2 separate regions of the Homo sapiens genome follow, and region 1 is linked to region 2. The links are chromatin contacts, found by Hi-C or POLR2A ChIA-PET in ENCODE. All regions are on one chromosome and are shown on one strand. The core of a region is the stretch at or near the end of the contact, and the rest is flanking DNA. Distances in the headings are between cores, read along the strand shown. Region 1 holds the start of LINC03060 (long intergenic non-protein coding RNA 3060). Region 2 holds the start of BPGM (bisphosphoglycerate mutase).

Region 1 (5,252 bases), core at 230-2,729, 210 kb after region 2:
AGCTTCTTGGAAGAGGGTAGCATTTTCCCTTAGAAACAGCTTTATATATGATGTTTCATGTACGATGTTCCTACCATCCTATTTAGTTGCATCTTATTTCTTGGATGTCCCTGCAGAAGGGTTGCAAAAGGATAGTACGATAAGATCTTGGTCCTTACAACTTGTTATTTTTCTGCCACGAAAGTAGAGGAGATTTCTTTCTATGTGTGTATGGGTAGCTCTAGGTGAAAAACTTTGCATAATTTTCTGTACAGGGAGAAATACGGCAATAATTTCTTCTTCTTCTTCCTCTTTTTTTTTTTTTTTTTTTTTTGAGACAGGGTCTTGCTCTGTCACCCAGACTTGAGTGCAGTGATGCGATCATGGCTCACTGCAGCCTCAACTTCCCCAGCTCAAGCAATCCTCCCAGTAAGCTTCCCAAGTAGCTGGGACTACAAGTGTGCACAACCATACCTGGCTTTTTTTTTTCTTAATGTAGAGTCTCACAATGTGGCCCAGGCTGGGCAATAATTTCTTCATGGTGGGGTGAGGGAGGACAGAACAGGCCATTCTAGGTTAGATGTTTCTAAGTTGGGCACAGCATGTGTAAAGCCTGTTCGTTCCTGGGACTGTGTGGAGGGCAGATGATATTCCTACCAAAAAGAAAGCAGGTGAAAAGTTAGATAACATGAAGAGTTGAAGGAAGTACGTAGCTCCAACTACTGTGTGGTAGAATTCTTCCCTGACCCCAGCACCTGCCCTCTCGATGTATGTGATTCAAATGCTGCTTGGCTAGAATGGGATATACACCAGCTGGTCTCTGCCGGGTCCCTGGCCTGCCTTCCTCACCAGAACATCCCTGACAGTGCCTAGGCAGTCTGGGTGCGCTTGGTCCTACAGCAAGGACCGGTAGGCTTCCGAGCACCATGGCCAAGCAAAGGGGGCGAAGGAAGCCTCGGTCATCGAGTTCAGCCTGTGTGAGCAAAAGGAAGTCCCCATCCACACTCGCCACTCCCCGTCCTTAGCCTCCTGAGCTTATAGTGTGGTGTATGCTTCCCCCTTCTGGCCACAAATGGTCAACAATGATTTTTGGTAATCCCTGGTGGGAGGCCCTGCTTACTGCTGGGAAGTGGACCTTCCTAGTAACAGCGACGACAATGATACTGTTGCCAGAGCTATTGATGGAAGTGGTACAATCCAATAGGTGCAGTAAAAAGCCCTTTACATACACTGTCTCATTTAATCCTCAAAGCCAGGGGTCCCCAACTCCCGGGGCCACAGACCGGTACCAGTCCATGGCCTGTTAGGAACGGGGCCGCACAGCAGGAGGCGTGCGATGGGCGAGCGAGCAGAGCTTCATCTGTTTTTACAGCCACTCCCCTCTCGCATTACCGCCTGAGCTCCGCTTCCTGTCGGGTCAGCAGCGGCATTAGCGTCTCATAGGAGCATGAACCCTACTGTGAACTGCGCATGCGAGGGATCTAGGCTGCGCGCTCCTTATGAGAATCTAACGCCTGATGACCTATCACTGTCTCCCATCACTCCCAGATGGGACCGTCTAGTTGCAGGAAAACAAGCTCAGGGCTCCCACTGATTCTACATTATGGTGAGTTGTATAATTATCTCATTATGTATTAAAATGTAATAATAATATCCCGAAACCACCTCCCCACCGCCAGGTCTGTGGAAAAATTGTTTTCCACAAAACCAGTTCCCGGTGCCAAAAATGTTGGAGACTGCTGCTCAAAGCAATTTTGTAAGGGATGTATTATTATCCCCACTAAACAGAAGACAAACTAAGACACAGCAGTTAAATGACTTGTGCAAAATACGTGCTGATAAACGCAGCAGGGCGGGGGTTCACGCCTAGGTGTGTCAGGCTTCAAAGTCCGCGCTCTGGGCCACTGTGAACATTCCCGTTTCTGACGGGCTGTATTCTGGGTGGGGTATCCTCTGTCAACAGAGACATCTGTCAGACCATTCCTGCCCTTTTACTTCCATCAGTCCACATTCTGGCATCTTCCGTGTCATTTTTCCTCTTCACTTCTTGTGCTCCTCGGCAGATCTATGACCATCCCAGCCTCTTTCTTTTCTTCCTGATCTTTGGGCAATTCGCCTCCCTCCTGCTTGCTTCAAACATTCACTCTTGTGCAGCAGTTCTTTTCTTATTTATTTATTTTTTGAGATAGAGTCTCACTCTGTCGCCCAGCCTGGAGTGCAGTGGCGCTATATCGGCTCACTGCCACCTCCGCTTCCCAGGTTCAAGCGATTCTCTTGCCTCAGCCTTCTGAGTAGCTGGGATTATAGGCACCTGCCACCACACCCGGCTAATTTTTGTATTTTTAGTAGAGATGGGGTTTCGCCATGTTGGCCAGGCTGGTCTTGAACTCCTGACCTCAAGCCATCTGCCCGCCTTGGCCTCCCAAAGTGCTGGGATTACAGGTGTGAGCCACCGTGCATGGCCCATGCAGCAGTTCTTAAACTGGCACCCACAAGAGGTCTGGATTGAATCCGAGAGGTCTGTGAACATGGACATGGAAAATATTACATTCTATCGTGAATATAGAGAACAGAAGTGGGGCCTGTAACTTTGTCACAAATAGAAAGTCACAGCTCTTGCTATATCCCATTACTGTTACTAGGAATATCTCACGATGTCATCTATGTGCATCACTACTTTGAAATTACCAGAGTTATTAAACCTGTCACTAGACCTGTTATTTAGTCGTTAATAAAAAGCCTATATATTATCATATTACAAATTTGGTTTTTAAAAATATTGTGATAGCAGTCTTTCAAAACTAAAGAATTCCTTGGTAATCTTGTGTGTTTAATTTTATGTACTTAAAAACATTTTTCTTAGAAGGGCTCCAAAAGCTTCCGCAGCTTGCCAAGGGGATCCTGGCATGAAAAATGATGAAAAGAAAACACACTATCCTTGATTTTATGCCAGCTTTGCACCTCCTGACCCAGCCCATATAATGTAACAGTGACCCCCTGTAAGAGGGTTGCACTTCTCCAAATAGGAGGACCACAGGATTTCTCTTCCAAACAGGGACATTTGAGTATAGATAGAGTGATACTAGCATAACAAGAGTAAACTGGAACATATGGCCACCCCTCTCAAATATCAGGTATTCTGGAAACTGAAGAATTAGATAAGAAAATGCCAATGTAATTTACAAGAATCAACATAGAAACACCCTATCTGTAAATATGCTACTGATAAAACTAGATTGTCTCCTAAAATCCAACCAGAAAAAAATAACTAATATGAAATATATCAGCTTCAAATGAAATAATTATAGCATATAATAAAATAACGAATACTAGTGTATCACTTGCTATGGACAGACATTGTCTTACAACAGCCCTCTGAGGTTGGTTCTATTATTGTCCTCACTTTAAAAATGAGGAAAACGTGCCCCAATCACACAGCTAGAAAGAGGCTGAGCTGGTAGCAAATCCAAGCACACTGGCTGCTAACTGTGTGCTCTGACCCACTGTCTCTCGTGTGTCTTTGTTAGGAAATTTCATGATCCGACTGGAATCCAGGAAAATCACAGCTGAAATACAAAACATCAGCCCTTATCTCCAGCACTGTACATGGCAGAAACTGCTTTTATTCTAGATGTCTAGATCCAGGTATTTGAAATAAATTCTCCAGAAGGGGGGGAGAAATCTGGAAAGTTTCCATAGAACAGTTGCAATATCCCTTTATAACTCTTGAGTTGTAAGTGATGCTGTCTCCAGATATTAGCCTTTTTCTTTTAGCTACAACCTCTAGCTCCCACGTCAGAGGCAGCATGGGCCAGTGATTAAGAATCGGGTTTGCAGTTCCAATTCCAGGCACCTATTTAAGCTGGATGACCTTGACTAAGTCGCATAGCTTTTTGCACTGCAGTTTTCACATCTGTAAAATGGAGATAATGCTAATGGAATGCAAAATGCAAAATGGAAATAACGGTGGTGAGGAGTAAATGAGCTGGGCAAATACACAATAATCAGGAACGATTATTACTATCCTTTTACTCATCTCTATTCTGACAGTTTTGTCTCCAAACCCATCTCTCTTGTCTTATTCTGAGTTCTTCCATGCGTTCTGGCGTTTTCAACTTGACTTCTTCTTCAATATTTTTCATCATTTGGTAGCTATCTTTGGGTAATAATTATAACATTTGCTTATACAGCATTTGCCCCAGAACTCGTTTTGCTGAGGCAGCATAAACTGACAACTGGAAGTGAGAATGGGGACATGTGATCTCGTGATTATCACACATTCTCAATTTACCCACTCCATAATAGCATTTGCACCAGAGCTCTTCATTTGCATTTTGCTGAGCCAACGTGAATTTTTAGAAGTTCCGAGTGTCCAGAGAATGCTTCAGTTAGAATTGAGTTGACAAAAAATAGGATAGATCATTTATCACCTCTGTAGAAACAAGATGAATTTCTGTTTACAACTGAAATAAGAAATTACAAAAGATTGTTGGGCCTGACCACATGAAAAATTAAAATAGTGCAAAAGAAAAATAATTCAATACAAAAAGGGAAGCTACAGGCTGGGAGATGTTTACATCGATATAAAAAGGGGTTAATAAATATGCTTTATAAGACACATCTTTTAAGAACATCTTTGTTGCATCTCCGCTAAGAAGGAGGGTATCACAACCCAATACAAACTTACATTGAAATAAAAGTTTCATACAAAAAAACGTACTATACTCTGTCGTTGGGAATGTAAATTAGTACAACCCCTATGGAAAACAGTACAGAGATTTCGCAACTAAAAATAGAGTAACATTCAATCTAGCAATCCCACGACTGGGTATAAGGAAAAGAAATCATTATATCAAAAAAATACCTACACCATATGTTTGTTGCAGCACTATTCACAATAGCAACGATATGAAATCAACCTAAGTGCCTATCGATGGATGATTGGATAAAGAAAATGTGGCACGTATAGACAAGGGAATACTATTTAGACATAAAAAAAGAATGAAATAATGTCTTTGCAGTAACATAGATGGAACTAGAGGTCATTATCTTAAGTAAAATAACTCAGAAACAGTCAAATACCACATGCCCTCACTTACAAGTGCAAGCTAAGTAATGTATACACGTGGACACAGAATGGAGTGATAGACATTGGAAACTGGGAAGGATGGCAGGGTGGGAGGATGGGAGGGGGTAAGGGATGATAAGTTACTTAATGGGTACAATATACACTACTCAGGTGATAGCTACATGAAAAGCCTAGACTTCACCAC
Region 2 (5,395 bases), core at 1,312-3,811:
ACAGCAGGCAAAAGAGGAAGAAAGACTAAAAGCTCTACCCAAACACTAACAGTAGTTGCTTCTAAGTGACATTTTTCTGCCACATTATACTTCGGTATGCTCCAAATTTTCTACAATAATCTGGTTTGGTTTAAATAGGAACACAAAAGAGTATATCCTTGTAATGGGGACAAAAATAGGAAGATCAATAAGACCTAGTATTTGCTAGCACAACAGGGTGACTATAGTAAAAAAAAAAACAATTTAATTGTAAATTTTCAAATAACTAAAAGAGTACAATTGGATTGTTTGAAACATAAAGGATAAATGCTTTTGGTGACAGCTACCCTATGTACTCTGATGTGATTATGCATTGCATGCCTATGTCAAAATATCTCATGTAACCCATAAATATATACACCTACTAGGTACCCACAAAAATTAAAAATTAAAAAACAAGAATATATCCTTGAAGCTGGGAACTTTTACTTGCTAATAGATGGTACAGAATTTACTGCAATGAGATTCTGCTTGTATACTAATAATTTTTACTTTAAAACAGACTTTAAATACAGAGTTTATATCTCAGATATAATTTAATGCAACATCTGCTTTCTAAAGATGCAAAAATCGAGATGGTAGGATCGCTTGAGCCCAGGAGGCAGAGGTGGAGGTTGCAGTGAGCAGAGATTGCGCCACTGCCCTCCAGCCTGGGCAACAGAGCGAGACCCTGTCTCAAAAAAAAAATGCAAAAATTAAGAGTCACAGTTGAAATGATTTGTTTAAGATCACACAAATAGTAACAGTTTCAGGACTAAAGCCAATGTTCTTGATTTCTAACTCAGAGCTCCTTCCACTATGACACTGTTTGAATTATGCTTCTCTGAAGTCCACCACCAACTGGGGAGCATCTGCGGTGTATGAGGTGCTACTGGAATACAAAGATGGCTAAGAAAGAGCTATTCCCTGGACTCACGGGAGGCAGTTCAAAAAAAAAGAAGGCCGGGCGCGGTAGCTCACACCTGTAATCCCAGCACTTTGGGAGGCCGAGGCAGGCAGATCACCTGAGGTCAGGAATTCGAGACCAGCCTGGCCAACATGGTGAAATCCTGTCTCTACTAAAAACACAAAATTAGCTGGGCGTGGGGGCGCATGCCTGTAATCCCAGCTACTCGGGAGGCTGAGGCAGGAGAATCGATTGAATCCAGGAGGCGGAGGTTGCGGTGAGCCAATATCGCGCCATTGCACTCCAGCCTGGGCAACAGAAGCGAAACTCCGTCTGAAAACAAAACAAAAAAAAAACCAAAACAAAAGAAAGAAAGAAAGAAAAAAGACAAGGCCAGGCACGGTGGCTCACGCCTGTAATCCCAGCACTTTGGGAGGCCGAGGCAGGCAGATCACCTGAGGTCAGGAGTTCAAGACCACCCTGGCCAACATGGTGAAACCCCGTCTCTACTAAAAATACAAAAATCAGCCAGGCGTGGTGGCCTATGCTTGTAATCCCAGCTACTTGGGAGGCTGAGGCAGGAGAATCACTTGAACCCGGTAGGCGGAGGTTGCAGTGAACCGAGATCGAGCCACTGCAGTCGCTCCAGCCTGGGCGACAGAGCGAGACTCCGTTTCAAAAAAAATAAAAAATAAAAGACAAATTGACATGAGTTCTGCTTTCACTATTAAAAAACCTTTAGTACCTACAGGTGAAACTTAGCTTTTGATTTTTCCCCTTCTTGGAAAGAGTCTGCATTTAGTCAGCTAACATTCTAGTACCACTCACAAGCTAAAGATCTTCCGTAATTTGCAAGGGAGGCAGTAGGGGGATGAGAGTTATAAGTTAGCTAACAACCAACTATTCTTTAAAGCTTAACTGTGAACTTAACTGCAATTATGCATTTCATTGACCTTCTCTAGTGTAATACCAGCTCGTCCCTTAGAAAAGAGGAAAATACACTTACGTTTTTATTTCTAGTGGTTCTAAGAACTTGTGATTTGGCTCCAGATTCCTACATGAAAACACTGCATATATTCACCTCCTTCTCTTTTCACCGCATTCGAGTTTTTCTGTCTACTACACAAAATGATAGATAGGGCCAGGTCTGCCAGAACCCTAAATACAGCGGCATCGCCCTGCTTCCTTCCAGGGGATCTTACTATTGGAAGGGCTCTGCTACACAGTACCTCAGACATCCAGAAGAGAGTTTATCTTCCCTCCAACTTCTATATATTCTTGCCATAAGGACAGCACTACCAAAGCGGGCTCCTCCTCTCAGTTGACAGAACGGTGACTGCCTGCGAGGCTCATTCTGAGATAGGGACAAGGGAAAGGGACCGGGGCGATAAGTGAGGGTCCCAGCTTGAGGGCTGGAGTGGGCACCAGACTCCCACCAACGACTAAACCGGGGGAAGTAAAGAAACTGGCCTTCCCCGCACCCAAAAATAAAACATCACATCACTAAAAAATGTAAACGTTCGCAACATTTTCTAAAACAAAGCCACTCACCTGCAAAGGGGCCACCAGCAGCAGCAGCAGCAGCAGCAGCCGCTCCTCCGAGCCGCCAAAGAGCCAGCGCCTCCTAGGACTCATCACTGCCGCCGGCATCGACGCTCTTTTCTAGCCCCTGAACCAGACGTGGGCAGGTCCTAGGGCTCTGCCTATTGGAAAGTCGAACTGTCACTCATCCACGGTCCCGGCCTACTCCCGGAACAGGAGAGGTCTCTTCCGTTTACCAAATCCCAGGAGTAAGAAGTGGGGCTCTGATTGGTTTACTCTAGAGACGAGCACATACCTGAACCAGTAAGGAGTTGGCTTCGACGCCAGCGGGCAGGCTTGGGCCTAGGGAAGTAGAAAAACACACCCTAGAGCGTCGCTGGTGCAAAACCTCGGGTGCGGGGAGCATCTTAGCTGTTTGAGGTTCTAGAAAGCGTTTAACGTCTTAAAAGAAACACCTGCGGGTGAAGACAGGTGTCAGCGGACTCTTGGAAGAGAGGAGGTGATGTTTCTTTTACTTATGGGAAATTTAGGGATTGAAACCTGAAGACGAAGCCGAGGTATCCTCCCAGAAGAAGCTCCTTTCGCACAAATTACTCGTGGTTGAAAGTCTTAAGTCGTGATTAAAACAAATGCCTTTAAAGTGCCCAATTTATAGGCAGTAACGCAACCTTACTTTCTCTTACCGCTTTTATAGGGATTCCCCTAGGCAGTTTGCTGACAGTATTTTAGGTGGGGAAGAAAAGTGATTAATGGAATGCCCTAAAAGCTTATTGCACAGAGGAAGGGAGGCTAGAGTGGAATGAGAGAATGACAAATTTGGAGGCGACAATAACTGAACAAGAGAAATCTATGAAAACACCGGAAACCTGGCACGAGGCCTTAAAAGCTTCTAAGCAGGCTTGAACTACCACACGAGGTTTTGAAGCATATGTGTCAGAACTCTTGGGTGGGCGGGAAAGATAAGGAATGTTATGGGAGATTCCCTTCTTAGAAGCTATCCTAAGTAGTGTTTCGTGTCCTCCTGTGAGTTTTTCCTGTTTCATCCTCCTAACAAATGCATTAGGTTTGTGACACGCAAGCAAGTCCTCAGAATAAATTATACATACAGTTGAAAAGATAATCTTTCCACATTTGAAATTCTGTGACACACTCTTTATTGAACTCATTAAGACCTAATCGTAGCCAGTTCTGTATCTCATTTATCCATGTTAGAGCATGACAGTTCCTCCTGGGATATCAACAGAACTTTACTTCCGGGACGGCACTAATCCGAGGCTTGACAGGTCCCAGCAGGTGATAGGTCTCACCTAGTGATAGTTAGAATTTAACTTGCACAAGATTAACTAGAGTTCAGGCCAGAACAGCTGGAAGGGGCAGCTTCCAAATCTTATACATTTGCCCTCTTGCTTTTTTCTCAATATCAGTTGAGGACAAAGTAAGGAGAAAGCTTTTCTTCTACAGTGTAATAAAGCTCCTATTCAGAGTGCCCACCATCCATACTCCGGAGGCTAATGACAGTCATTACCAAGTGACAGTCTTGTGGCATTTGGCATTTAGGGCTACTTAGTCTGGACTTAAGGGCGCCTACTCATTGGATTTAAGTTTACTGTTGTTATGGACACCCATGGAATGCTAGCTTGTCACATAAAACCTTAATATCAAACATCACTTGCCTTTTAGAATCATTCGCAAGAGTATGTGGCTTATGAATGAGTCATTTTGATATAAGATGGAAGCTTATATCAGTGATTCTGTCTAGAAGGAATTAAAAAGCAGATTTTCATCAGGAGCAAGCATGTTTGTAAGACAAATGTGCACAGAGGCTAACAGAATTTCAGGAGTTACTTTTGCCCTATGGCAAGATTGTTCTCCATACTTAATTATGTTACAGTATCATATCCTGAACCCTGTGTCCTGGTCTATTCGATGAGCTGTCTCTCTTATGAATTTTTAAATAACGAGGTCGTGGTTCACAAAGATGATCATAAATCCATTTAAGGCAAAGATGAACTCCAAAGAATATTAGACTTGTACAAACTTAGTACTTGACAGGGCTTTGGAAATTAAACTCTAGCTCCTTGTTGTACAGATAAAGAAACTGAAGCTTAAGTGATGTGCTCAGAATTACTTGGTTGGGGACAAATCCTGGGCTAGGACCCAAGGTTGCTAATTCATATAATTCTGGGAAGATGCTTCCTCTTCCTGCTGCCTTCTCCTCCTCACCCCAAAAGCAATGTATTTTTTAAATTAAGATTAATTTTAGGATTCACTTCCATTGAAGACCAGTCATGAGGACTTCAGTTCTGATACAGCAAGTGATATAGATACTATGAAAATAATTCAGTGTCATCAAACAGCTTTTGATGTAGTCTCACTTTTATCCAAACAAGAAATGAAAAGCAATAAATTATTATAGCTATGTTGTCTCTTTGTCTTCCTTTCTGTTACAGGTGTATATCAAAAAGTCAGTATTAACCCATGTGATACTTTGAGTTTTAGTTGAAAATTGTCTTCCTTGTGACCTGAATAAACCACTATTTTATTGATAGCATACATACCTGGTCAAAATAATTTCACAGTTATGTGCACAGAGCCTCTAGCCTTTTCCACGTATGGCTGAATTGGTCCACCGTGCATCAAAACATCATCCACGGACCTAGGCTATTCTCCCTTTTGCTAGCCTAGCAGAACCATTGGCTCCCTCCTTCCAGCAAACTCCAGAGTTAGCTAGTTCTATATGCCATGTACAGGAGTGTCTCCTTTTCTTCACAGTATCAGGACACACCATGAGTTGGTTATTTGCTGCCAGTGTTTAGTCTCCAACTGTACCCTACTTACTTCAGGGTCAGATTAAAATTTACCACTCGTAACCTAGTATAATAGACCTATGCGTGGCCCCCATCATTGACCTCCTAAGTACAAGACTCC

The links. A loop is a pair of places that touch in the nucleus more often than their neighbours do. ChIA-PET counts read pairs that join two places held with the same protein, here RNA polymerase II (POLR2A). Pooled maps may share reads with other maps.
Region 1: a loop to region 2 is called in a map of B cell, with 15 times the contacts of the local background. The contact joins the promoter of LINC03060 here to the promoter of BPGM in region 2. A Hi-C loop is called at or near these places in 3 of 168 maps with a recorded cell type or tissue (B cell, naive thymus-derived CD4-positive, alpha-beta T cell and natural killer cell), 3 of 37 single-sample maps with no recorded cell type and 14 of 50 pooled maps. POLR2A ChIA-PET finds 5 or more read pairs at or near these places in 11 of 52 experiments (A549, GM10248, HEK293T and 7 more).

What each region holds. Positions count from the first base shown.
Region 1 is chr7:134,428,647-134,433,898 of GRCh38, reverse strand. LINC03060 (long intergenic non-protein coding RNA 3060) reads left to right here and starts at 1,479. Exons shown (of 3, transcript NR_183392.1): 1 at 1,479-1,585.
Region 2 is chr7:134,644,019-134,649,413 of GRCh38, reverse strand. It overlaps BPGM (bisphosphoglycerate mutase), which reads right to left and starts at 2,561. Exons shown (of 3, transcript NM_001724.5): 1 at 2,477-2,561. All of the region lies in intron 1 of LOC124901750 (a long non-coding RNA gene), which reads left to right. RefSeq lists enhancers at 2,225-2,334, 2,435-2,584.